Linked DNA regions of Homo sapiens: regions 2 and 3 are each linked to region 1. The links are chromatin loops, found by intact Hi-C in ENCODE. Cell type or tissue: dorsolateral prefrontal cortex. All regions are shown on one strand. Each heading gives the region's core, and the rest is flanking DNA. Links, peaks and the distances in the headings are about the cores only.

Region 1 (7,750 bases), core at 1,584-6,583:
GATGAGAGCCCACTGCTCTGATGACTAGTAATTGTCCCACATATTTACACATATAAAGAAAAAATCATATATCCTTGAATTTTTCCTTCTTATAGCAGTGGTTGCAAGAACTCCTTGACCAGTGTTTCCCAAAATCTGTTCCTTGATATATCCCTATTCGGCAAGAGCCATGAGGATGAAGATTTATCTGCTGGAATCTCCAGTGTCTGGACCCGGCACAAAGTAAGTGCTCAGAAATACCTATTGTATGAATAAAGAAATGAATGAATGTTGCACATATAAATACATCTACCAACATTTCTTTGGTAAAGTTTGGAAAAAGCTTGGTTGAGCAAAATTCCTTTGCTGAAGGACTGCTTTGAACCTTTACATTATGATACAATAGAGGGCATTTCTCAAATGCTTTTATGCATGAGATCATGTTTCTCTACATAGCTTCTGAACATATACATTTGGAGAAAAATTCCCTAAATAATTGCTGGTAGTGCAGCGCTAGGGCCAATTCCTCCATCTCCAGTTTACCTGCCCTCTCCCTTCATGCAGTGCTCACTTGGATCTGCCAGCCTTTGTGATGTCCCGTTCTTCATATGTAAACAAAACACAACACACACTGTAAGAACAAGGGAGTTTAAATTAACTGCCTATTTAACTGAACCACATCTCTTGGTTTTCCTCCAAATATCTATGTAAAAATGCAGCCCACACAAGAGTACATGTAACGTTTAGAAAGGGATATGGTGTTTACATTATTAGCATTTGTAATAGGTATTTGTGAGTATTGAAAATTTTATATGGCTGTTGTGAGAACTAAATCAGATTATATATGTTCTAGTACATTATACACCCTCAAAAACCAGGTGTTAAAGCCAAGTAGATCTGCAGGGCACAATGTTGGAAATTATGAATAGCATGAAAGAGAAGGGTTCTAAAAATATGCTGAATTATGGAAAATTATATATCAGTATTTGACAAGACTAGATTCAGCTGATATGACAAATTATGCCTAGATAAAGGTCAATGGAACATCATTACATCCTTATTTGGTCAAATGTCAATGAGATAGGGCACTCAATTTGCCTTTGTCAAAAGTTAAAGATGGACCACTTGATTTATCTTAAATGTTGGTTAGGAAGGCCAAAATAAAGATAGCGGTAATGACAACTTTCTGTGTAAAAATTTTTTCTATCATAAATAGTTGTGCCTTTGACTTTTCTTTAGTCACTTACATTAGTCAAAGGATCTAGGCATTAGAGACAAATGTGACACTTCCTTCAAGACCTACTAAACTTGTCTCATTTACTCAACAAATATTTAATTTATTCTACAAATATTTATTTTGAGCATTTACTAGACAAGACAATATGCTAGTTTTTCTGGAGGTACAAAGAAGAGTCAGACATGAGTTATTAAAGCCTTCAAGGTTCTTATAAACTAAGAGAATAGCAAAAGCAGGCATAGATTGACAAGATTACAAAGAAATTTATATGTGCCATAACTAACGTGCTGATAAAAAGTTATACAAACTCCTAGTGGAACACATTTTATTGTATTATAACTCTTAATTTACAATTCTGTCTCCCTTTGAAGATGGATTTTATCTTTTATATATCTGCAGACAGACATCATACGCTTTCAACAAATGTTTAATAAAAGAGTGAATGGTTGAACGAATGAAACTAAAGACTCTGAGATTTAGTTTTCAAAATAGTGCTACTATAGAATCATCTTTCATTTGCATATTTTTTAGGAAATAATTATTTTCTTGAAGCAAAGGACCATGTCATGTCTCATTGTAAATTCTATATAGAACCTGGTTGGCACAGTTAATGCAAAATAAATATTTTCTGAATAAAATGACTTAATTAATCAGAAAAGACACTAACAATGCATAACAGATAAACAATTCCAATGTTTTTGTTTAAACTCACAGACTTCTATGCAAAAAAGAATGCATTTTCATGTATATAAATTTACCTCAATAAACTTAAAAAATAGCTAATACTGTACTGCATACTTGAAATTTGCTAAGAGATACATTGTAAATACTCTAGGAAGGAAGGAAGGAAGGGAGGAAGGGAAAGAAAGAAAAAGAGAGAGAAGGAAGGAAGGAAGGGTGGGTGGGAGGGAGGAAGGGAAAGAAAGAAAGAGAGAGAAAAAGAAAGAAGGAAGGAAGGAAAGAAAGAGAGAAAGAAAGAAAGATAGAAAGAAAGAAAAAAGAAAGAAAGAAAAAAAGAAAGAAAGGAAGGAAGGAAGGAAGGAAGAAAGAAAGAAAGAAAGAGAAAGAAAGAAAGAAAGAAAGAAAGAGAAAAAGAAAAGAAAGAAACTATTTGGGTGATGGATATGTTAATTAGCTTAGCTTGAATGTGGTGATCATTTCACAATGTGTACATTTATCAAAACTTCAAGTTATATACCTTAAGTATATACAGTTTTATGTTAATTATGCCTCAGTGAAGCTGGGGCAAAAAGAAAGTTCATTACGCCACAAAGCAAGAACTCTCGAGATAGGGTGACTGCAGAGTCAGCTGATTTAACAGCATTAGAATCCAATTTCTTTCTCTCTCTATGTGTCCTGACATTTTGGATGGGTCATTTTGCCCTCAGATTCGTTTTTCTCCTGGTTTCAAGATTCTACAGTAATTCCAGACGTGACATCATCCAGACAAGAAAATGTTTAGAGGAAGAAGAAACCATTTTCTGTCTGTATCTTTGTTAAAGCAAGTTAACTTTTCCTAGCTGCCCCCAACAGACTTTTCTTCATGGTTCAGTGGCCAGAATTATCATTTGCCCTGAACCAAAGACACCTAAAGTGCGTAGAACCACTTTGATTGGCTTGGAACATCATTGTCAACTCCCTCAACCTCCATCCCTGGGCTGGCCCGGGGACCAGCCTTCCCTAGACACATGGCTCTCCGGACGTGGTTGTTTATACTAACAAAACCAAGTCTGTGAGGAAGTAAGAGCGGAAGAAAAGAATGTTAAAGAGGCACCCAACAGTAATGCTACATGGAATGGATTTTCTAAATACTAAAAAATTAAAAGTGCATTTATGATGAGAATAGAACCTTAGGTTCCAGGACAAATTCTCAAGAGAACTTGGATCCAAGTAAAGTAATTTTTGACACTTCCTCATCACCTCCCTCACAGATGACCCTCTCCTCCCTCACAAATACCAATCCCCCTCCCAATGTTTCACCTTCAAGCTAACCTCTAGTTGCCCGGGATTCCCAAGATGTCTCATTTAGACCTCTACTCCTGCAGCCAGACCTCACTCACATCTTCCAGCCATTACTTCTCCTCCTATCAAAAATTACCTAGAATCCCACTTATTTTTTAGAACACTATTCTCAGCACTCCAATAGCTTACCTCTTTTTATTTTCTCATTTTCTTTTAAATTGTTTGCAGGAAACCTGGTCATACTATGTGAACAAAGACATGTACATTTTGACAAGTTCCTATGGAGTAAAACTAGCCTCAATTCAGAAATACACTTTATCTCTGAGAATGGGTGTCTATGATCCTCAGACAGGTTGAAGGGGAAATATGAGGGAAGGGAAATTTTCCTAGAGGCCCTCACACAATCATCTCTTCCATCATGGTCTTTCTCTTTCCTGTGCTCTGAATAGTCTGTTCTTCTTGTATCGAGGGCAGATGACGTATTTATAACATTTCTGGCAGCTGGAAAGCTACGGAGGGAGGGTAAAGAAAGAGGAGTTGTGAGACGCAAAAGATATCATTGCCTTAAATGCTACAGCTAAAGCTGTTGAATGGCTTAGCTCCCCCTACAGGATGCCATGTAACATAGCAGCACACACTTAGAAGGTACCATTTTGTTAATCTCCTGGCCCTTCAGTTTCATCCTGTCTTGCTCTATCATAGGAGACTGCACAGTCATGGCCGACATCTTCAGCCTTCCTACACCAGAAACTTCTTCCTAGCCTTCCTAAACTTCTGCAAATAGACTCAAATATCAGGAAATCAAATGTTTTTCAAAATTAAGGAGATGAACTTCAAACATCCGGTAGTGGGAAGTTGAACTGAGAAACTGCTAATGTCTTCTTCCAATTCTAAAGTACTGTCAAAGTCAAATAAAGCATAGAGATGAATCTCTGAAATTAAGCCATTTCGTGGGGAGGAAACAATGGTAATTCAGGCCATACATGCAGACTGTCTTTAGCATGTCCCAAAAACAAAGAGGTTAGGGGTTTTATTTTTTAAAAAAGGAAACGTTACATATTGTCCTTCGCAAAAGCTCACTGGCACTAGTAAGGTCTGGGAGAGTTGGCAGGATTTGGTTGGTGACTGAAGGCAGTAGGTAAAACACAAGGGGTTGTTTCAGCAGCTCTTAGATAAATCAGGTTTCAGCAGGAAATTTCAGCAACTAGGCTTGCAGAGAATTACATTCTTAGATCAATGTCATGTGCTTGGAATGTTTTCTCCCCCTGGCTTCTCCACCCTGTTTTAGTAGGGTATAACAAGAATGCCCCAATTCATATGATTAGCTTTCACAATCATTGTCCTTCTTGCCACAGTACAAGCTGTTCACATAGTAGGCTCTGGCCTCAGCTCGTGTATGACCTATAAATAGCACCTGTGTCACCAGAGGGAAAAACTGCTGAATCAGGGACATGGGTTAGAAGGAGTGTAAATCATCTTTTGTCTGAAATACTCCTAATTGATTTTTAAAGAAAAAGTCTCAACAAGGGTGTGTGTGTGTTTATGTGTGTGTGTGTGTATCTGTGCATGTCACACACAGCTTATCAGAAAGAAATCAAGAGCAGGAGTGAATGAGCAAGACAGAAGACAATGCTCATCTTCAGCCTTCCTACACCAGAAACTTCTTCCTAGCCTTCCTATGTTGTACTATATTGCACTTAGAGAAGTGCAGTTAGAGAAGACACGAGCAAAAAAGAGCAGAATTTCTTATTCCAGAAACCTCTATCATCACAATCAGACAAACTCTTCATAATTGGGCACCCCACAGAATTACACCATAGTGCCATCTAGCTCTCACTACCAAAGCTTGACATCCTATTCCCAGCTAGGTTAAGAGGTTTAGGGTTAGTCACTGACCAGCAAAACTAAACTGATTGCCATTATTTGATAATGAAAATAAGCAAAATCCCCCAAAGAGGTTTATGTTTGGTAATAATTTATATTCAACTTATCTTATCAACATTCCAAACCAGTTTCTCAATATGAATATTAAGACTTAGATCTTTCTTGTTGAATATAGATTCAATGTTGCTCTGGGTTTTTATTAAACAAATTTCCACAAAGGTTGCACTGATTACTTCCTATCTTCTTTGGAAAGCTGTCAGCTGACAATGCTACCGGCTATAGATCTGATGTCAACAAATCACTGGTCTTGCAAATTTCCAGAGCATTTGCAAAAATCCCTAAAAAGAACAAATGGGAAAATTTCATTTTAATTCACTTATGCTGAATAGCAGGGTTGTTCATGTAGTATTTGTAGAGAGAAGGAGTGCTGGAGTCATGTAAAATAAAATAATAAACAAGTGTCACGCCTGCAGAAGATCAAAGATTCTTATTGTAGGTATGATCTAGAAGAAAGTCTAAGAACTGTATTTTGTGGTGCTTCTGAGTTGTAAATTCTTTACTAAAGTATTCAATTATGGGAAATCGTGCCTGCTTCCCACTGCTGGTGCTGGCTGGGATGGAAATACTAAATGCCAAGAAGGAAAGTACATAATGGTTTTACTCTTTCTTCTAATAAACAGTATCATGGTGGAAAGAACTTGGCCTTTGGCCTTAGAGACTTGAATTCAAACATTGAAACAAAGCACTTTCTAAGTATTTGGGATAATTAACGTCCTTGAGCCTATCAGCATTATTGCAAAAAATAGTGGAGATAATATCTGTAAAATATCAAATATTGTATCTTTTTTATAAATAGTCTTTATTTTGTGTAAATACTATTAAAACATCAAAGAGGAATATAATCATGTGCTGTCATCTTTACAGATGTCATTAGACAGTACATATTTGGATCTCTGGTAATCTTGTTATGATGTGAGTCAGTGATTTATGAGGGGCAAAATTTTCCTATCGCATTACCTATTCTCTGCATCATCTGGCTTACAAAAATAGGAGCAGTGCATCTTTGAGCAGAAATAGATGCCTGAAATAGCTGTTAAACTGTTTGAGAGTCAGTACGAGGTAAATTAACCCAAAATAGAGCTATAGCAGAAAAGAGCCAAAAAGTGTGACTGTATTTAGCTATGGCGATGATGCTCATGTGTGGGATTTCTTCTGGCTCCAGGGGAGGGAATTTGGTAGGGAATAAGCAACATCTCTACTGTATCAAGAAGACTGAGTTTCCCCACACAGCCCTTCCATTTACTAGCTGTATGGATAGAAACAAATCTACATTTTCAGAGGCTAATTCCCTTACTTGCAAAATGAGAATTATATCTTTACTACCTCGCAAGGATTGTTGTAAAACCAAAAGAGATAAAGTATCTGAAAGTCTTTTGCAAACCATAAAGTGATAGGCAAATATCCTCCATCTGTTCACTTCTTTCCATCTCTACTGATATCACACTGATACAAGGCCCCAATAGCTCTCATCTCAGCCATGTAACAGTGTCAATCCTCCTTATCGAACCCCCTCTTTACACTTGGCCCTCACTGGGAACCATTCTCCAAATGACAGCCAAGATGACCATTTTAAAACATAAATCAAGAGACAGCCAAACACCATGTACCTCTTTCTAGAGGTATTCAACCACTTTATAAAACATTCTTGACAAATGAAACAAACCTGAACACGATCAGCCCTGTCCACTTCCCCATCGTAACTGGTTCCTCACTCCTTCACTGACTGGGCTCCAGCCTCCTTGGCCTAACCCAAGGTCACTGAGATTTTTTTCTAATTTTTCTTCTAAAAGTTTTGCAATTTTCACTCTTATGTTTATGTTTATGATGATCCATATCAAGTTAATTTTTATGCAAGATATGAGGTAAGATTTGAGGTCTTTTCTGCACATGGATATCAATTGTTTTCACACCATTTGTTATAAAGATTATCCTTTCTCCATTGAATTGCTTTGGCACTTTTATCAAGAATTAATTGATGAACAATCATCAACTTTTTTTATAACATTATTATTGCTCAGAATTTAATTTACTTTATGTCTCATGTTTAAAATAAACACATTTTAGTCTTAGATTTTTCTAATATTAAAAAAATTAGAAATGTTTCAATGCCATCATTTTTATATACTTACACTACAATACTCATATTTACTTATATCCTCTTCTACACAAAGGCTATTGTAAAAGTGCAAATCCTTCCAAGCATTGTATGAAAAGGGAAAAAGTATAGTGACACTATTGCTGTCATAGAACTAATCACAGAACCACAAATGAAAGTACATTGGTCAACTTAGGAAGCGATGGCTGTGTTCATTATAAATAATCTAAAAAAGATACAGAAGATCACTTGGCCATATATATGTGGTCTATTCCTGGACTCTCTTCTGCTCATTTGATCTATGTCTTTCATATGTGTGTATATACACATTATATACATATTACTGTGGGACCTGACTCCATAAATGTCCAAAAAATTTTGAAAAAAACATGAAGTTTAGGGACTTAATATTAACAGATTTCAAGATTTACTGTAAATTACAACCCTATCTTGATTACTGAAGCTTTCTAGTAAATCTTGAAATCTCATAATATTAAGATTATGATAATATTAAGATCTGATAATGTTACGAT
Region 2 (7,750 bases), core at 1,305-6,304, 160 kb before region 1:
AAGGTGTTCAGGTTGGGGAGAAAGAAGTAAAACTGTTTTTATTTGCAGATAACATGATAGTCTACGTAGATATCTAAAGAAATCTACAAAAATATACTAGAACTAATAACTGAGTTTAAAAAGTTTGCAGGATACAAAAGTAATATACAGAAATCAATTGTAGTTCTATATACTAGCAATGAGCAACTGAAAATTGAAATTAAAAATGATACTTCCAATAGCAACAAAAATGTGGCACGCCTATGAATTAAATTAACAAAAGATATTCAATATCTGCACACTGAAAACTACAAAAACATTCCTGAGAGAAATTAAAGAAGACCTAATGAAGATACACTGTATTGATGGGTTGGAAGAGTCAATATTGTTAAAATGTTACAATATTGTTAAAATGATAGGTATGTCTCCTACATACCTATCAGAATAGCTAACATAATAAAAAAAAAAGTGACAATGCCCCATTCTGATAAAGATGTAAAGAAACTGGACCTCTCATACATTGCTGATAAGAATTTAAAAATGTCACAGCCTCTCTGAAAAAGAATTTAGTAGAAGTCATTCAAAACTAAACCTGCACATACCATACAACTCAGAAATTACAATCCTGTGGCTGAGTGTGATGGCTTATGTCTGTAATCCCAGCACTTTGGGAGGCTGAGGTGGGCAGATCATTTGAGGCCAGGAGTTTGAGACTAGCCTGGCCAACATGGTGAAACCACATCTCTGTTAGAAATACAAAAATTAGCCAGCCATGGTGGCATGCACCTGTAGTCCCAGCTACTCAGGAGGCTGAGGCAGGAGAATTGCTTTAACCCAGGAGGTGGAGGTTGCAGTCAGATGAGACTGTGCCACTGTACTCCAGCCTGGACAACAGAGCGAGACTCTGTCTCAACAACAACAACAACAACAACAACAACAAAAAGGTAAAAAAAGGAAAGAAATTACAGTCCTGGGCATTTACTTCAGAGAAACAAGTATGTACATATGTATAAAAACCTGTATGTACACAATTGCTCACAGCAATTTTATTTGTAATGACCAAAAACCATAAACAACCAAAATAACCCTCAATAGATGGATGGTTTAACAAACCGTGGTATATCCAGACCATGGAATGCTACTCAGCAATGAAGAAGAATGAACTATTGATGCATGCAACAACTTGGATGGATCTCAAAAGCATTATGCTAAGTGTAAAAAGCCAGTCTCAAAGGTTATATATAAATGTTATATATATCCACATATAACATAAATCCATATATAACATAAATGTTATATATAATCCACATATAACATTTTTAAAACAAAAATATTATAGAGACGGAAAACAGATGAGTGGTTGCCAGAGGCTAGGAACGATGGAGAGGAAGGTGGGTAAGAGCATAAAAGAGTAGCACAAGGGAGATCTTTGTGGTGATGAGCAGTCTTGTATTTTGTCTGTGATAGTGGTTACACAAACCTACATTTGATAAAAAGGCATAGAACTGCACACACACATTGAACAAATAAATACCTTTGAGTAAACAGACTGAAGGGCATCTGTATTTCTTTGTACCATCTTTGCAACTTCCTGTAAACCAATAATTATTTCAAACTAAAATTTAAAAAAGGTGTCAATTTTCCCCAAAGTGGTGTATAGATTCCATAGGATCCCGTTCAAGTCCCAGTAGATATTTTTGCAGAAATTGTCAAGATGATTCTAACATTTATATGAAAATTCAAAGGACCTAGGATAGCCAATACAACTATGAAAAAGATAAAATTGGAGGACTTATCCTACTACCTGACTTTAAAAATTATTTTAAAGCTATGAAAATCAAGATGAAGTAGCATTGCTGAAATGGTAGGCAAATAGATCATTGAAACAGCGTCCAGACGTAAAGCCACATATATAGTCAATTGATTGTGGGTTTTTTGTTGTTGTTGTTGTTTTTTGAGATGGAGTCTCACTCTGTCACCCAAGCTGGAGTGCAGTCTGAAATCTCGGCTCGCTGCCACCTGCACCTCCTGGGTTCAAGTGATTCTCCTGCCTCAGCCTTCTGAGTAGCTGGGATTACAGATGACCGGCACAACGCCGAGCTAATTTTTGCATTTTTTAGAAGAAACGGGTTTCAACATGCTGGCCAGGCTGGTCTCGGACTCCTGACTTCAAGTGATCCACCTGCCTTGACCTCCCAAAGTACTGGGATTACAGGTGTGAGCCACCGTGCCCAGTCATCAATTGATTTTTGACAAAAGTGAAAGGGTAATTCAATGGAGAAAGAATAGTTTTTCCTGTAAATTCTGCTGGAATAGCTGGTTATTCCTATGCAAAACAGTGAACTTAGATTCACAACTTATGGCATATACAAAAATTAACTCAAAGTGGATTATATACCTACATGTAAAACTAAAACTGTAAATTCCCTATAAGAAGAAAAAGAGAAAAATTATTGTGCCCTTGGGTAAGGCAAATATTTCTTAGATATTATACCAAAGGCACAAATCATAAAAATTTGATGATTTGAACTTGATAAAAATGAAAAACTATTACTATGTGACAAACACTATTAAGAGAATGAAAAGACAAGCCATAGTCTGAGAGAAAATATTTGCAAGTAAAATATCTGTTAATGGTCTTGTATTCAGAACATGTAAAGAACTCTTAAAACTCAATTTTTAAAAAAAGGATGGAAAAAAGACTTGAGCAAAATTTTACCACAAAAGATACATGGATGGTAAATAAGCACATGAAATATATTCAATATTATTTATTAGTTGGGAATTACAAATTAAAATCATGGTGAGATAAGATTGCACATCTATCAGAATGGTTACAATATTAAATAACTGTTCATATCATGTGCTTGCAAGGATGTGGAAGAACTAGAATGTGGTTGGTGGAAGCATGAAAGAGTACAGCCACTTTGGAAGAAAATTGGCAGTTTTACTCCAAGTTAAACATATACCTACCATATGTTCCAGTCATTTCACTCTCAGGTACTTAGCCAAGAGAAATGAAAACATATATCTGGACAAAAACTTGTACATGAATATGTCCATAGCAGTTTTATTTAACAAACTGAAAATGATCCAGGCATTTTTCAACAGGTGAGTGAATAAACAAATTGTGGCTTATTCATACATTGGAATACTTTTTAGCAATACATAAAGAATGAACGATTGATGCACACACAACATGGAGGAATCGCAAAAGAATTATGCTAAGCACAAGGAGCCAGACAAAATATAGTATATGTGGTAGGATTCCATTTATAGAAAAGTCTAGAAAATGCGAATAGATCTATAGTGACAGAGAGTAGATCAGTGTTAGCCTGGGAGGGGTGGGGCTGGGGAAGGCTTGGAAGATGGTATTACAAAGGGACATGAGAAAACTCAGGTGGTTGATGGTTATGTTCATGCTCTCGATGGTTGCAATGGTTTCAGGGGTGTATGTGTAAGTAAAAGTTTATCAAATTGTGCATTTTAAATATGTACAGTATATTTTATGTTAAGTATGCCTCAATAAAGCTGTAAAAAAAAAAAAAGTGCGTAATGGCAAATGGACCAAAAAGACCATATAAAAACAGACCTTGTTTTGTAAAGGCAGACGTTGCAAGTTTCACAAAAGGCACCTGCATCTCTCCTATTGCCTCCTGCTTCTCTTCCCTGTGGTGGAGGAAGGGTCCGTCCTTCCCTCCTGTGCTCTGGGTCCCATCCCTTTGACCTTCTTTGAAACTTTGACCTTTAGTCTTCACCCTCCTCCTGTCACCATTCTTTTACTCTCCTTTGCCTACTCCCGTGGGGACACAAATGTGCTCTTGGTATCTTTCTTTCTTTTTCCTTTTTCTTTTCTTTCTTTTTTTTTTTTTTTTTTTTGACAGAGTCTTTGTCTGTCACCCAGGCTGGAATGCAGTGGCGTGGATCATGGCTTACTGCAGCCTTGACCTCCTGGGCTCAAGCAATCCTCTCACCCCAGCACCTGACCCCAAGTAGCTGGGGCAATAGGTGTATGCCACCACACCCTGCTAATTTTTGTATTTTTTATAAAGACAAGGTTGCACCATGTTACCAAGGCTGGTCTTCAACTCCTGGGCTCAAGTGATCTACCCACCTCACCTTGCCAAAGTGCTGGGACTACAGGCATGAGCCACCACACCTGGCCTGTTATCTTTCATTTTAAAACCAAAATAAAACTCTTCTTTATCTAAACATACTCCCCTAGGTACTGCTGTCTATACACACCCCCTCAACAAATATACACACATACATGCACATACTGAGTTCCCCAAATCTGATTACAACACTTTTTGTAATTTCTCCCAACTTTGTGAATTTGCACATAGCATGTCTGCTACACTATTTATTAAACTAATGAATTGTGATAAAAGTGAATATAAAGTAGATACTCTGTTAACACACAGTTGATATGTATTAACAAATAGATCAAATAGATCTAGTTTTGAATTCTGGTTCTGGCAGAATTCAACAGTCACGGTATTAAGTGTGACTCTGAGTAGGTTATTAAACTCCTTTAAGAGGGTTTGCTACTTGTAGATGCATTTATGATACCCATTTAATGTATTTCAAGACTTGGTGTTAGAATTAAGTGAAATCATGTTGTTCTGTGTGCCAGCATCCTGCCAGGAAGACATTAGACTCGGTGGATAGCCAGCTGCTGCACTTCTGCCTGCCTGGGCACCAGAGGCTCAATCTTCCTCCACTTTCTCTCTTCACTTCTTCCAATGGGGTTGCTTCTTTTGGCGTGGGATGAGTCAGCGCGGCTCAGCACCTCACACAGAGGGCTCACCTCATCTTCCTTAAACCCGCCAATCCCTCTTCAAGCCCAATAAGCATTGCTAGGCAGCATCATTAGTCCACACCCATCGTGAGAACACTCATTGGCCACAGAGCATGGGAGCCCTGACTCACTCAGAGCTTTTCAACACTTTCTCATTCTCAGCCCCAACTCTATGTCTGTCTCCCTAAAACACTGATTTCTTTAGAGCAATTTAATATTTCTACATTTATAATAAAACTACCTTCCCTGCAGTCAATCAATATAATGGTAAAATGAAATATAAATAAATAAAAATAAAACCCTACTCCTATGGCATTTATCTGTACTTTGCAATAGGGCTACTACTTAGATATGCTCTTGTATTAGACTCATTTGTTTTATGTGTATGTTTTTCCCCTGGCTGAGTAATCCTTGAGAATTAAAACAGTTTTCTAAAATCAAATCAAGTACATAATATAGTGCTCAGTTTATATCTGTTCCATGGATTTTGATTATATCAACTGGCAAGTCATAGACACCCAAACTACTTAGTATTCTTCTCCCACCTCCACATCAATAAGATTTCTTTACTCATATATTTATTCTGTCTTTGGAATTACTTTCCTTTTCACTTTGATTCCAGAAGGAAGAAGCCCAACCCAGACCCCACCTCCTCCATGAGACTTTCTCTTATTGCTTCTGCTGAAGTCATTCTCTCCCTCCTATGACCTTCCATGGTACTGGACTGGGATTCAAAAGATCTATATGCCAATTACTAGCTGTGAGAATGTAGGCAAGATATTTACCCTCTCTGAATCTTGGTTTTCCATAACTCTAAAATGAAGATAATAACACCTATCTCACAGGGCCATTGTGAGGATCAAATGAGGTAATGTGTATGGAAGCTCTTTGTAAAGTAAACTGAGATAAGTAAATGAAAGGGATGATTATCTCTATTATAGCTTTTATCTAGTCTGCCTTGCATTTTAGTTACTTGTCAGTGGATCTGTCTCCTGAATTGGCTTGAGAAATCCTGGGAGAGTAGAAATGTTTTACTCATCTCTGTAACTTCCACTGTGCCTTGCACATGTAGGTGCACATTAGAACCTGTTGAATTGAATGTGTAGCTGAATGCACTGGACCCAAGCCCTTCTTCCTCCAGAGAAGTAAATGTCTATCACAGCACTGGTAATTCTATGGACAGCTAAAGAAATCCAAAAACATTGGCTTTCTTTTTTTAATGCACCAGAAGATGATTTTCAAAGAAGAAAGGGGAAATCATTTCCTCTGATATGTGCCACATGCTCAAAGCCTGCAGAGCAAGTAACCAACACAATTCATCAAATGAGATTACAGGAATTCAGGAAACGGCAAGTCCTAATTAAGCCAAAACAACAAACCACACCAGATGCACGCTCTATTTTCAAGCTATGATCTTGTATTTTATTATCCCACAGAGTTCTGGAGTCAAGACTTGTAGCAGAGGGACTGAGCTGGAAGCCAAAATAGGATGACACTCTAGTTCTTGTGGAGGAGTCTAAGCTGGAATATCAGATGTTTGTATTTAAAGTCAAGAACATCTTCAAACCAGGGAGGGGTTAGTGCTCTTAAGTGACCAATGGCTGACTTGCTGGATTCAAACAGGGAAAAATGATGTTGAGAATTCTGTTGTAAGTATTCTATTTTTGTATAATTTCTTCAGGAGTTTTTATCTTCCCCTCCTGGTAGAGTTGGGCCCTTTCGCTCTGCGTTCCCATCATTCTGTGCCCATCTCTTCTTAGCCCACAACACACTGGGAACAAGAACGGTCACTTGGTCCATGTCGGGTCAACCAGTCATTCTTTCTTATAAGGCTTTGATCATAGAGACCGAATTAGTCACATGGTGTTAAGATTGAAACCTTTACAATCTCTGCAAGAGGAAATGTTGACTAGACCACTGGGTGTGACTTCAGAGGTCTGAAAGAGAGCTGTGGGCTGAAAATACACATTTGTAAGTCATCACTATATAGATGGCTAGCCATGTGGATGACATCTCCTAGGGTAAGACAGTATTAGGAGAAGAGAAGATAGGAGACAGACAGGAGAGGAGGAGGTTTCAGAGAGCTCAGGTTTCAGATTTACCACTTATTTATTTGGTGATGGAAAGACCTTTGATCATCCTGAGTGACTGTTTTAGTTTTTGTAAAAAATGTATTTATTTATTCATTCATTTAGTTGACAATTTTTAAAATGCTTATTATAAGCCAGATACTGTGCAAGATGTTGGTGATACAGTGGTAAATATAGTGGTAAATATAACATACAGCGGTATATCATATAACATACAGTGGTATAACACACATAGTGGTAAATATACAGTGGTAAATATAACATAGGCTTTCTCTCTCTCTCTCTGTGTATATATATGTGTATATATATATATAGCACATCTTTATGATATGTAAATATATTTACATATAAGTATATAAATTTATATATCAAATATATTTTTACATAAATGTCTATTAAATATATGTTCATATATTATATATAATAAATATGTGCAAGATATTGAGAACACAGTGGTAAATTGTGGATACTGCATTTTAGCAATATAATTTTTGTTGCAGTCTGATTGACAACATAGAGCAAGTGACCATTCTTGTACCTAGTGTGTTACGGGCTAAGAAGAGATGAGCAGAGAACGACGGGAACACAATATATTGACATATCTCTTTATCTCTCTCTCTCTCTCTTCAGGGAGAGAGGTGTGTGTGTGTGTGTGTGTGTGTGTGTGATAAAGATAGAGGAATGCTATGATAGGGTGTGGCCAGGATGATTTTGATGCCCGTTTGAGAGGCAGCCATTGCAGTCCTGGGGCATCAGGAGAAGTTTCTGGAAGAATAACATTTAAGAAGAGAACTGAGGAAGACATTAGCAGTCATCCAAGTGAAGGTTAGGAAGTAGGAGGATATAAACTGGATGGAGGGAACAACAAACACAAAAACCC
Region 3 (7,750 bases), core at 1,120-6,119, 320 kb before region 1:
TACTGTCTATGTGAAATCTCATACACACTTCACAGAAATGGATTAGATCACTGAGGCTGGATTTTAACCCACGCTCCTTGGCACTGGTTTCTGTGTAGGAAGTACTCAGGGGTAGTAATTTAGTGGGAAGAGTGTGGCAGGCTAGAAGACTTGCATTGAAATCATGCTTGAATAGTGAGCATGCTTTTTAAAAAACTTACACTGTGTGCTTATTTGTGATGGGTTGAAAGGGATCTAAAGTCTCCTCAATTCTCCCCAAATCCTCCCTGGCACCTCTGCCTAGAATAGGCTGCTGCAATTGCCACATTGTGAGAACACTGTCTGTGTCCCTGGCCGAAGTGGCTGGCAAAACTGTGGCTAAACTGACCACAGACTGGCAGCCAGGCAGCCATACCCAATGAAACCCCCAAGGTCCTTGTAGATGTGTGAATTCCCCTTTTATCAAATCACCTGGATAGTTTATCCAAGACACCTTAAAGTCAGTTTTTCTCTTGGTTCTTTAATGATGTTTCCATGCCAGAAATGTGGGAACCTCAGCTTTTTATATGTTTCACTTATATGATTTTAAAAGGCAGAATGTCTAGGTTGTTTCTAAGACAGTGGGCAGTTTTCATTGACTGTCTCCATACTTCCAGCATCCTATTCTAAACTAACACCACTTGAACTGTGGTCCTGGGACCAGCAACATCAACAACATTTGGGAGCTTAGAAATGCAAATTCTTAGGCCCCACTCCAAACGTACTGAATCAGAATCTCCGAGTTTAGGGTCTAGAAGTCTGTGTTTTAACAAGTTTTCCAGGTGATTTTGTTGCCATCCTGAAGTTTAAGAAGCACTGTTCTAAGGCACTTCATTTGTCATTTTGCATTTTTTTCCCTTTTCCTACTGATACTGTTAATTACTGACTAAAAATTTATTTTTGAATATAAAGGTACAAATTAAATATTTGCTCAAGCAAGGTAATTTGAGAGTTGCTGCAACATTTTACATGCCCAAAAGACACCTCTGAAATATGATGTTGCCATGGCACTGTCTCTGTTCTTGTTAGTTTCCACATTGTGAATGAATGAATGAAAGATAATCTTTAATATGCTTTAGACATCAAGACCCAGGAGGAAAGGGGCTTGTGTTATTTAGCATTTTGCTTCAGCTGCTACGCAAAGAGGGAACTAAAGTAATAATGGAAATTGGCTGGGCGCAGTGGTTCATGCCTGTAATCCCAACACTTTGGGAGGCCGAGGATCACCTGAGGTCAGGAGTTCAAGACCAGCCTGGGCAACATGGCAAAACCCTGTCTCTACTAAAAAACACAAAAATTAGCCAGGTGTGGTGGCACACACCTGTAATCCCAGTTACTTGGGAGGCTGAGGCAGGAGAATAGCTTGAACCTGGTGGGTGTAGGTTGTAGTGAGCCAAGATCATAACACTGCACTCCAGTCTGGGCAGCAGAAGGAGATTCTGTCTCAAATCAACAACAACAACAAAAAAAATGGAAATTGATTAGTCACATTAAAAGTTCATTTCTCTTTCACATAAAAATCTGATGACTAGCATTGCAGCTCTGCAATTATCAGGAACCCAGGTCCCTTCAGTCTTGCTGCTCTGCCATCCTCAAACTGCATCTTCTATCTTGTGGTCCAACATGGCTGTTTGTTCCAGCTCCCACCATCACATCTGTATTTCAACCAGTAGGAGGAGAGTAAAGGGAAGGGAATCATACTTAATTGATAATGATGAGACAACATCATTATCACAGAAGAGCTGCAGAAGAGGCATATCCAAGGTACATTGGGTACTGTGTTGATCTTGAGTCTCCTTGCTGGAGTGCAGTGGCATGATCTCAGCTCACTGCAACCTCCACCTCCCGGGTTCAAGTGATTATCCTGCCTCAGCCTCCCGAGTAGCTGGGACTACAGGTGCGTGCCACCACGCCCAGCTAATTTTTGTATTTTTAGTAGAGATGGGGTTTCACCATGTTGGCCAGGATGGTCTTGATCTCTTGACCTCGTGATCTGCCCGCCTTGGCCTCCTAAAGTGCTGGGATTGCAGACATGAGCCAGCGTGCCTGGCCTGTTCCTCCTCTTTTTTTCATTCCTCTTGTTTTGTTTGAGGACTGATCTTACAGGTTGCATCTCCTAGGTTTCCCTGTCAGTGACCTTACTTGGATTCAGCCAATGGGAAAAAGGGAGAAGCTGAAGCATTTCTTCCTATCTGCTTGTCTTGTAAGTGGCTGCAGTGATGACTGCACTTTATGGATCTGCTCCAGCTGGCCACGGGTTCTAGTAACACTGACTTCCTTCTTTCCAGTCCTTGGGTGGTAATAGCTTCTTGCTGGCTGTTAATCTCTAGGTTGCTTCACCATCCTGTTTGGGTTTAACTTTTCCATCACCTGGAATCAATTCTTTATATTAAAACACTCCAGTTGTAAGTAGTTAAGGCAGTCAGACCCTGGCTGACACAGGAAGGGGTACTCTACCTAGGGTGAATTCATAGAGGAAGTCACATTTGTACTAGATCTTGAAGTTTTGCTGACTGATTTCCATTAATTAATTCCAGTGTGGTCATTCTGGACTCTGGTCTAGAGAAGACGCAGGGGAGAAACAGTTTGGAGCTCTGATCACTCAGCTAGGATTAGCAGAACCTAGGATGGTGGGTTACAACTGTTTCTAACTCAGGGTTTCTCACCCTCAACACTGTTGATATTTTGGGCCAGAAACGTCTTTGTTGAGGTGCTGTCTTGTGCATTGTACGATGTTTAGTGCATCCCTGGCCTCTATTCATTAGGTGCCAATAGAATCCCCCCATCCTGCCTAAGTTGTGACAACCAGAAATGTCTCTAGACATTGTCAAATGTCCTGGCTGGGCGGGCTGTAAAATGTCCGACGTTGACAACCATTCTTCAAGTTTTGCTGATGGCTCAGCATCCAAGTTCCACACAGGAGAACCCTTTGATTCTAGGGTCAGAAACGCACTACCTTCCAAAAAGAGCAGCTGCTACTCTGCTCTCTCCTTCATCTCTACTTCCCTCAGCCAGCAAGTGCCTCCATTTTTGATAAACACTGTCTACTAGAGAACAATGATCCCATAGTCTGGAAGGGAGTGTCAGGGCCAAGCCATTGTCTTCCTGCCAGGAACCAGTGACACAGGAAATGGGGAATCATCAACCATTACAATACTATAATTCTCTTTGGAGTTTTGAGATAAAAGTTGCAGAGCTCTGAAGGATGTTTACTTTTATCCTTCATGATAAACTTTTTTCATAAGACAAATTTTCTGCCTCTTACCACCTTAATACACACACCTAACCTGGTCTATTGAACAAAAAGGAACAAATATACTTATCCTCTTTGAGAAATAACAACATTCCTACTGCTATTACCATTCCATCAAGAGCTGCCTATGACAAACCAGGCATTTTGTATGCATGTCAATGTATCTGGTTAATCTTCACAATAATGTAATGTAAATATGTTTTGCAATGTAAATATGTTTTTCTCAGTTTTATAGCTAAAGAAACTACTTGCCTAAGAAAACAAATTTAGTGTTGGTGAGGGACATCAAAATTTCCCTTATCAGTTTAAGATAATGGCCACACCTCATGCTTGCATTGTGCTTTATGAGTTTGTAACTATTACTTTACATGTATTGTCTAAGTTATACTTATAGCTTAAGTACTATGGAAATTCAGAGAAGCTCTAAAATGTTTGAGGTGGATAGAGAAAGTTTCGTAAAGAACTGGGGTGATTGCAGGAAGTTTCATAAAGAAAATAAGCTGGTCCCTGAAACCGATGTGTATCTGAATACTTATTGCTAATGGTGTTGGTAGAGGTGGTAGTGGATGGTTCATTTTAGACAGAAAACATGAGCAAAGATCCAGAGTTAAGAATAAAGAGAGCAAATACCCCGAGTTAAGAATAAAGGGGTATGCAGGGGAAGCAAGGGAATAGGCTTTCCCAGCAGGAGCTGGTGATTCATGATGGTGGGGAGAGAGATGGGGTAGGGATGTTTAGAGGATCAGTGTATACGGAGCCTGGAAATCCAGACGAGGGAGTCTGGATATTATGAAACGGTCATTGTGAGATGATTGAAGTTTGTAAGCAGAAATGAATATTTTACATCCCACTCAGGTGTCACTTCCTCGGAGAAGCCTTATCTACCCCCTTCCTTGTGCTCTGCTTTGAGTGTCAGTCTCCCATGGTGCCCTGGTACTTTTCTTGATCATGGCCATATAAGACTGTGAGCTCTTGGAGGACAGAACTCTTTGTGTCCCCAAGGCTTGGCACATAGTAGGACCATCTTTGTGTCCCCAAGGCCTGGCACATAGTAGGACCTCAGTAAATAGACTAAATGATGAATAAATGGACCCTAACAGGGAACCACATCCTCCTCTGACTTCTCAGGGCCATTTGAGGATGGATTTCTGGGAGCAGAAGCCACTGGATGTGTGAAAACACAGGTTGTGAATGCAGGAAGGTGCAGATGGAATCTCAGCGCTTTCTCAAAGAGGTTCACTTCAGAAGGGCATAGCTGGAGGGTAGATGAACCGAGAAATTTTCAGGTTGTTGAGAACAAGGAAATGTCGGTGAGAATCACCAAGTTCATCAAAATGTACTTGAAAAGCATGACCATCTTCACTCATCTTGAAACGTGGCATGTTTCAGACATTATGAGACAATTAGTCATTGCTGTTGCTTCAACTAATGTCCACTGCTTTTCTGTAGGAAATAAAATAGTCTTATTCTTAATCTAAAACACCAGAAAATATTCTTCCAGATGCTTTCCTCTTCCTGCATTTCCCCCCACTCCCCTCGCATTCACATTGGCATGTGGACATGTTCTCACCAAGTGAGTCAGTTAGATAGGAACATTAATTTATTTGAGCAGATGTCACTTTAAAAAAACAACATTGCACCATGGCACAAAGCTTACAAATAATGTCTGTCATGTAGCAGTGGTGCTAATATAAAGAAAAGGGGTAATTTTGGTGAATTCAAAGAAGATAAGATTACTGTAATTATGGGAAACTGCTTCTAAATAATCCCAGAAAAAAAGAAAGGCTGTTTTGTCTCATGTTGAGATAGGGGAAGGAGGAGGGCGGCAGCCTGGCAAGGAGGCAGGCTGTCAGAGGGGAGGAGGTGGAGATGGCGATGTTTAGTGGTGTGTTCACGTGGCTGACTTTGCCTGTCTTTAGCAGAACACTTCCCCTAAAAGTACCTGAGATGTTTGAAAGTCACTGGGGGGAAATATCCAAAAGTTTGCTCAGAATAAACTACAACTCTCCCTCCTCACAGGTTGCCTAAATCTAATCCATCTCTCAAAGCCCTTCTCAAATCCTTTGCCTGCATGAAACCATCCATTTCAATCTAGCTTATAGGACCCTTTACCTCTTGAAAGTGGGCAGTGAGTCATATGGCAATTAGGGTGAGTTTTATGACTTTGGTGTTGATAAACTATCTTTTATTGTCATTTAGTTTTTCATATGTTCACATACTGATTCCCTAATAAGGTCGACATCTCCTTGAATGGAGACATGGTCGTGTATATCGCCCTGGGGTCCCACACAGGGCCTTACATAAAGTAGGCCCTTAATGCATGTTGGTTGGTTGATTGATTTTCAGTATTAATGTGAATGGCTGCCAGCTATGGTGGTCCACTTATGTGAGGGGCATCTGATGAATTAAAAAGAAGAAGGAAACTAACATCCATCAAGCACCCATGAACCAGGCCCTTCATTGGGATTGGATGATCTTAATTTACTTATTTAAAAGAGAGGTTCCCAACCCCACATCTGTGGACTGCTAGGAATGGGGCTGCACAGCAGGAGGTGAGCAGCAGGCAAGTGAACCAAGCTTCATTTGTATTTACTGCTGCTCCCCATAACTCGCATTACCACATGAGCTCCACCTTCTATTAGGTCAATGGCAGCATTAGATTCTCATAGGAACATGAACCCTATTGTGAACTGCACATGCAAGGGATCTAGGTTACATGCTCCTTACGAGAATCTGATGATCTGTCACTATCTCCCATCACCCTTAGATGGGACCTTCTAGTTGCAAGAAAACAAGTTCAGGGCTTCCATTGATTCTACATTATGGTGAGTTGTATAATCATTGTATTATATATGGCAATGTAATAATAATAGAAATAAAGTGCACAATAAATGTAATGTTCTTGAATCATCCCAAAACCATATCCCCTGAGCCCATCTGTGGAAAAGTTGTCTTCTACAAAACTGGTCCTGGTGCCAAGAAGGTTGGGGATCACTGATTTAAAACACCATGAAAGAGATATCCTAATTAAGGATGAGCAAATACAGATTCAGGGAAATTAAAAGTGGGTTTCCCAAGCCCATAAAACTCTTAAGTGACAGAAGCTAAAATGTAATATTAGACTTGTCTGATTCCAAAGTTTCAGATAAGCTTTAATGCCCCCAATATCCTCCCTTTTCATTTGGGTGATAACAAAGTGTGGCAGTTTTATCCTAGTAGCTTGAGACTTTGACACCTGTTGAATTAAAAACACTCCTAGGGAGCACCCAGATTCATAAAGCAAGTTCTTAGAGAACTACAAAGAGACTTAGTTTCTGACACAATAATAGTGGGAGACTTTAACACCCCACTGTCAATATTAGACAGATCAATGAGACAGAAAATTAACAAGGATATTCAGGACTTGAACTCAGCTCTGGACCAAGCAGACCTAACAGACATCTACAGAACTCTCCACCCCAAATCAACAGAATATACATTCTTCTCAGCACCACATCGCACTTACTCTAAAATTGACCACGTAATTGGAAATAAAACACTCCTCAGCAAATGCAAAAGAACGGAAATCATAACAGTCTCTTAGACAACAGTGCAATCAAATTAGAACACAGGATTAAGAAACTCACTCAAAAACCATACAACTGCATGGAAACTGATCAACCTGCTCCTGAATGACTATGGGGTAAATAATGAAATTAAGGCAGAAATAAGTTGTTTGAAACCAATGAGAACAAAGACACAACATAATAGAATCTCTGGGACACAGCTAAAACAGTGTTTAGAAGGAAATTATACCCACAGGAGAAAGCGGAAAAGATCTAAAATCAACACCCTAACATCACAATTAAAAAGAATTAGAGAAGCAAGAGCAAACAAATTCAAAAGCTAACAGAAGACAAGAAATAACTAAGATCAGAGCAGAACTGAAGGAGACAGAGACGCAAAAAAACTTCAAAAAAAATCAGTGAATCCAGGAGGTGGTTTTTTGAAAAGATTAACAAAATAGACTCCTTGCAAGACTAATAAAGAAGAAATGAGAGATGAATCAAATAGTCACAATAAAAAATGATAAAGGGGATATCACCAGTGATCCCACAAATACAAACTACCATCAGATAATACTGTAAACACCTCTATGCAAATAAACTAGAAAATCTAGAAGAAATGGATAAATTCCTCGACACATACACCCTCCCAAGACTAAACCAGGAAGAAGTCGAATCCCTGAATAGACCAATAACAAGTTTTGAAATTGATGCAGTAAGTAATAGCCTATGAACCAAAGAAAGCCCAGGAACAGATGGATTCACAGCTGAATTCTACCAGAGGTAAAAAGAGGAGCTGGTACCATTCCTTCTGAAACTATTCCAAATAATAGAAAAAGGGAGACTGCTCCCTAACTAATTTTATGAGACCAGCATCATCCTGATACCAAAACCTGGCAGAGACACAACAAAAAAGAAAATTTCAGGCCAATAT

The links. A loop is a pair of places that touch in the nucleus more often than their neighbours do. Peaks named below come from ENCODE experiments on the same cell type or tissue, not always from the same donor. Only the 100,000 strongest peaks of a DNase experiment are listed, where the experiment ranks them.
Region 2: a loop joins it to region 1, with 2.4 times the contacts of the local background. A loop is called at or near these places in 8 of 110 quality-filtered maps.
Region 3: it touches region 1 in a loop (3-fold over the local background); 2 of 110 quality-filtered maps call a loop at or near these places.

What each region holds. Positions count from the first base shown.
Region 1 is chr1:168,633,621-168,641,370 of GRCh38, reverse strand. It overlaps LOC105371604 (a long non-coding RNA gene), which reads left to right. Exons shown (of 3, transcript XR_922259.3): 2 at 96-222; 3 at 2,605-3,247. Among named protein-coding and RNA genes, the nearest start is that of XCL1, 61 kb to the right of the region's middle. In dorsolateral prefrontal cortex, for the core only: CTCF peaks have their summits at 3,803 (motif pointing left) and 5,017; no DNase peak of the experiment used is centred there; H3K27ac peaks cover 593 bases.
Region 2 is chr1:168,791,316-168,799,065 of GRCh38, reverse strand. It overlaps LINC00626 (long intergenic non-protein coding RNA 626), which reads right to left. Exons shown (of 3, transcript NR_024160.1): 3 at 6,178-6,735. Among named protein-coding and RNA genes, the nearest start is that of LINC00626, 8.2 kb to the right of the region's middle. In dorsolateral prefrontal cortex, for the core only: no CTCF peak of the experiment used is centred there; no DNase peak of the experiment used is centred there.
Region 3 is chr1:168,956,134-168,963,883 of GRCh38, reverse strand. The region is part of intron 3 of LINC00970 (long intergenic non-protein coding RNA 970); the gene reads left to right. Among named protein-coding and RNA genes, the nearest start is that of LINC00970, 130 kb to the left of the region's middle. In dorsolateral prefrontal cortex, for the core only: no CTCF peak of the experiment used is centred there; DNase peaks (open chromatin) are centred at 2,887 and 3,103; H3K4me3 peaks cover 464 bases; H3K27ac peaks cover 1,191 bases.